2 separate regions of the Mus musculus genome follow, and region 2 is linked to region 1. A link is a loop called in an ENCODE intact Hi-C map of the cell type or tissue named here. Cell type or tissue: left cerebral cortex. All regions are shown on one strand. Region 1 overlaps Ank3 (ankyrin 3, epithelial). Region 2 overlaps Ank3 (ankyrin 3, epithelial).

Region 1 (2,500 bases):
AACCAAAGGATGGGGAGGAGGGCTCTGGGTAGGTTTCTCTGGAGATGGGACCTCTGGTGAGAGATCCTTAGCACCGGGCAGCTGTCAATGCCTTCCTGAGGAAATCAATTCTTGACCCCATTGTTTTTAGTGCAGGATAAAATTGTCATGAGCTGGGCTGGCTTATGTCTAGAGGATAATCGTTTTACATCTTCCTCAAATATTTTATTTATTTTGCATGTAAGGCCATGTGGTCAAAGGTGGACGTGTATGAGAATCAGAGCCTCAATACAATCCCCCTAGTGATGACGTTTGTGAGAGAACTAGAGATTTTAGGGTTTCCTCAAACTGGGAGGGGGGTCCTTTAACCACACAATTCCCTCCTCATACACAAACGAATAATAACACAATCTGGGTGCAGCAGAGCAGACAGAAGCTCTGGGGCGGGTGAAGAGGGGAGGGGCCTTGCCAATCATTGCACACTGGGCCAAATGCGTTCCCAGCTCAGCAAAACTACAAAGTCCTTTGGAACGCTCGGTGTGTGTGTGTGTGTGTGTGTGTGTGTGTGTCTGTGTGTGTCTGTGTGTGTGTGTTTTAGTTGATTCAGTGCTGTGCAAAAAATGTTAGCACTCAAGGAAAAAGGTGATCTACCGTAATGGAGGGCAGTGCGTTAAATCCACACCAGCCTAAACCTCCGCAGGTATATATGTTTCCATTCCTCAGAGCTTGCTAGTGCTACCTGAGAGACTGGTGTTTTTTTATGTAAATAAAAACCATTAGTATATGTAAAAAACAAAACAAAACAAAACAAAAAAAACCCTGCAATTACACAAATCACAGCCACGAGCCAACCATATCAGTTAATGACAGCTTTCTGTCTTGTATATGGGAAAAGGCTTGTGTTTGAGGTGGTACCTTGTGACAAAAAAAAAAAAAAAAAAAAAATAGCAGAGAGACTCCTCCCTAGCCTTCCAGTGGGAACCATACAAAGCAGTCTGGTGGATGGTGGGGGAAATCTCAAGCAGCCTCCTGCTGCGAAGCCTGCTTAGCTACTCAAAACCAAACCCAATCTTATCACAGCAGGTCGGTCTTCAAGCGGCGGCTGAGAACTAGCTGGGCTCAGCAGCCTGGGCTCCAGGACTACTCCCCAGAGATGTGGTTCATTAAGCTATTGAGCAGGTCTTCATAGGCTAGTAGATGTTAACCAGAAGTTTGCGGAAGGTTTAAAAGGCATCAATTCTTTATTGAGCTCACGTTTCCAGATACTCCCCAAGTTGTTGTCTGAACCACGGGATTTAGCCCAGATTGCTGTCATTCTAGGCTCCGCCCCACAGTTACCTGGCAACAGCCCGGTGTGCCTGACTCGCTGTAAAAGGGGCTGCTTGCCGCCTTCTCCCTCTCTTCTCTTTCTCCCTCCTCTTGCCCTCTTCTTCCTCTGTCTCTTTTCTTCCTATTTCCTCCCCCCGTTCTCTTCAAGTGCCCATGCCGGCCTTCTCTCTCTCTCTCTCTCTCTCTCTCTCTCTCTCTCTCTCTCTCTCTCTCTCTCTCTCTCTCTCTCTCTCTCTCCCTGCCTATCTGTCTCAACTCCCCTCCCCATGTCCTAAATAAGCTCTATCCTATCCTATACTTTCATGTGGCTGGTCCCTCAGGGGGAAGGGATGCCTCAGCATGGGGCCACAGAGGCACTCCCTTCCCTCACACCTTACTGCACCTGCACCAAACATATCCCTGGCCTTTCTTTTCTTTTTATATAAACACAACATCTCTGTCTCTGTCTCTCTCATGATACGATTTCAAGTATCCTAGACTTTATAGGTAGCAAAGGGTGACTTTGAACTTCTGATCTGCTGATCAGTACCTTTGCAGTTCTGAGAGTAGAAGGGCTTGTGCCCCACCCCACCCCACCCCACCCCACCCCACCCCGAGCCTGGCTTATACAGTGTGGGGACTGAGCAGAGGGCTTCATAAAGGCTTGCAAGCATTTTCTTAAATGAGCCACACCCCCTTCTTGGTTCCCTTCCCCCAAATCACCTCTCCCTCCTCAAGGAAAAGGTAAAACTGTAGGTCTGCCCCAGTCCCTTCTTTGTTCACCTTGATACTTGATGGATGGAAACAATATGCCAGCCATTGTAGGGTTGCCTCCGCCCATGGACCAATATTGTCCCCGAGAGGGACAATCCCTGTCTCTCCTCCACCCGAGGATGTGAGATGTAGAATAGAAAACACTCTGCCTAGCCAAGTAAAGAAAACAACAGGCAGCCAAGCAATTACAGCCTCCTCGTATTATCACTAAGTAGAGTGGAGGGCACAGTGTTAACAATGGGCTCCTGCGCTCTGTTATTCCCACCGCATGTGGCTAATCAGTATTTGCAGTTTATCCAATGGAACAGAGATGGCCCATGGGGGTAAATGGAGCTTCTGGAAGCTTCTGCAGGAAGAGATGGCTGAATCTGTTGAAACTGCCAGATCCTGAATTTCAGATAAATGTATTTATTTCTTTTGCCATTGTCGAAATAGAGAC
Region 2 (2,500 bases), 65 kb before region 1:
TCTGTGTACCACGTGTATGCAGCTCTCACAGAAGCCTCAAGAGGGCACTGGATCCCCTGTGACTTGAACCACCCTGTGGATGCTAGGAAACAAACCTGGGTTCTCTGCAGGGACAGCTGGTGCTCTTAACTCGCAGCCCTCTCCCCAGGCCCCCACAAGATCCTGTGGCTTAGCATGGTTGTTAGGATTTAAAGAGAGAACTGTGGACATTAGCTGGCATATCCAAGAAACAGAAAAATGTCGGGGCTGCTGCTGCTGTACTCCACACAGACAGATGACCAGGCAAGGTATCATCCGCAATGCACAGGGCTGAACGTTGCTGGGAACGGAAGTGTGCTGTGTTTTCCCACTGACACCTGGCTGCCTCCGATGGGTCTGGAGTGCCATCACAGTGACTCGGAGAACAGCTGACTAGAAGCTCGCGGGTGCCATAATTCTCAAGTGATGTTTCCATAAGTTTTCTTCTTAAAAGCTACAACTCACCCCCTGCTTCCTTGGAAGGGTCCTACTATGTGTCTGGTATGGCTAAGCAGGAAGCTGCTTTTCCTAGTGAACGGCCTGGAGCACTTTTGGATGAAAAGGTGAGAAAAAGGGAGACACAGAAAACAAGAGCGGAAAATGTAAATGTAAACAAAAGTAGCCAGCAATCAGGTAGCTCCTGAAAACACAGCCCGTGGTTAGATAGCTTCCGGAAATGGTCAAAAGGGTTATAAATTCAGGCAGAGCACCATGAGACTCACAATCATGTCACTGGAGTGTGGCCTGTAGGTAGAAGAAAAGATCAGGTGCATGCTCTTGGGCCTGTCAATCATATGATGGACGTGAAGGGCTTAGTGGCTGTGACATAATTAAATATGTGTGATTTTTGAGATTCTCTCTCTCTCTCTCTCTCTCTCTCTCTCTCTCTCTCTCTCTCTCTCTGTGTGTGTGTGTGTGTGTGTGTGTGTGTGTGTGTGTAGATCAGAAGGCAACTTGTGAAAGTTGGTTCTCTTCTTCCACCATGTGGATTCTGGGGATAGAACTTGGGTTGTCAAGCTTGGCAGCAAGCACCCTCTAACTTCTGTGCCACCTTGCTATCCTGGAAACATGTGAGATTATCCTAATTCAACATAAAATATAAATAATAGATGTAATGGTGTGTGCTGAGAGGACCAGCACATAGGAAGCAGGGGCAGGCACAAAAGCAAGTTTAAACTAGCCTTGGCTTCATTGTGAGTTTGAGGCCAGCCTGGTCTCCATAGTAAGTTCCAAGCTAACTTGAGCTACCTGCATGCCCTGTCTCAGAAAAGAGAAGACCAAACAAAATGAATGAGCTAAAACCAGGAGATACACCCCATCAACGTAGGTGACGACACATTTGTCACCAGAACTCATACCACAAAGAATTTAACTGTATCTGGAGCAGGTCAGTATGGGGCTGGAGAGATCGTGTAGCAATGAATACTGTTAACTGCTTTAGTTAAGGACCTCAGTTTGGTTCTCAGCATCTGCATCAGGGGGCTCCCAACCACTTCAGTTCCCAGGGATCTGATGCCCTCTTCTGGCTTCTATGGGCACTGCAATCATGCATCTATCTCCCCATACAGACAAACGCAGATACTCATAATTCAGAATAAATCTTTAACTTTTATAGGAGTGTTAGATTCCACTCTCAAAGGACAGGTGCATGATATTAAACAACAGCAGCGTCTGTTCCCATGACTTTTAAAAGCTTTTAGTCTCTAAGTCCGGGAGTCAAAAGCTGGGCACTTATTTTCAGGGCTGTCTCTATCAGAGAGATGTCCACATCTGTAATAAACAGCACACCTGTCTACTCCCATCCTTTCCAAATCCTCTAAGAAGATCTGACAGGAGTTGAGGACATCTCTCTGGGTCCTGTACTAACTAGAAACGTCCACCTGACAGGCAAACATCTGGATGTGTCACAAGAGATCTTGTAGATCTTACAACCTTAGCTGCTTTCTGTGCCTGCCTCTTCTGCTTCATCACCGTCACCTGCTTCCAGCTCTAGCCAACATCCTAGAGCTCCCATCCTGAAGCATTGATCCTCCCCCCGCCCCCACACTAATTAATGATACATGACGGTATTTCATGCTGTTTCCAGAAAGCTTTCTCAGTCTTTCTCGACTAGCAACTATATTGCTTCCACTTTATGGATTCCAACCTTAATTAACCAGAGAGACCTCACTCCAAGAGCCTGAATTGCCTCCCTGAGTATGCCACTCCTTCGGAAATCTACCCGTGTCTCTTAGACACACCTGCTATCCATCTCTGTAGAGCTCCTTGGGCTTGTCTTTCTGAAATGGACCACAGCTCCAAGGCAAGCACTTCTGATTCAGAGTCGAGGGTTTGAGGCCTGAGCCAGAGAGAGCTGAAAGCATAGCTCAGACATCAACAGTGGATGGCTTCATCCTAACACACCACCCAACACAGAACACCGCAATTCCTCCCTGCAGACCCGGCATGAAAGTCCCGGCCCCGGGGCTTAGCTGCACACTTC

Evidence for each region. A loop is a pair of places that touch in the nucleus more often than their neighbours do. Peaks named below come from ENCODE experiments on the same cell type or tissue, not always from the same donor. Only the 100,000 strongest peaks of a DNase experiment are listed, where the experiment ranks them.
Region 2: a loop joins it to region 1, with 2.3 times the contacts of the local background. A loop is called at or near these places in 3 of 42 quality-filtered maps.

The regions. Positions count from the first base shown.
Region 1 is chr10:69,573,072-69,575,571 of GRCm38, reverse strand. The region is part of intron 1 of Ank3 (ankyrin 3, epithelial); the gene reads right to left. Among named protein-coding and RNA genes, the nearest start is that of Gm33464, 11 kb to the right of the region's middle. In left cerebral cortex, no CTCF peak of the experiment used is centred here; DNase peaks (open chromatin) are centred at 1,105 and 1,239; H3K27ac peaks cover 968 bases.
Region 2 is chr10:69,638,368-69,640,867 of GRCm38, reverse strand. The region is part of intron 1 of Ank3 (ankyrin 3, epithelial); the gene reads right to left. Among named protein-coding and RNA genes, the nearest start is that of Gm33464, 77 kb to the right of the region's middle. In left cerebral cortex, CTCF peaks have their summits at 28 (motif pointing right) and 1,551 (motif pointing left); a DNase peak (open chromatin) is centred at 2,468.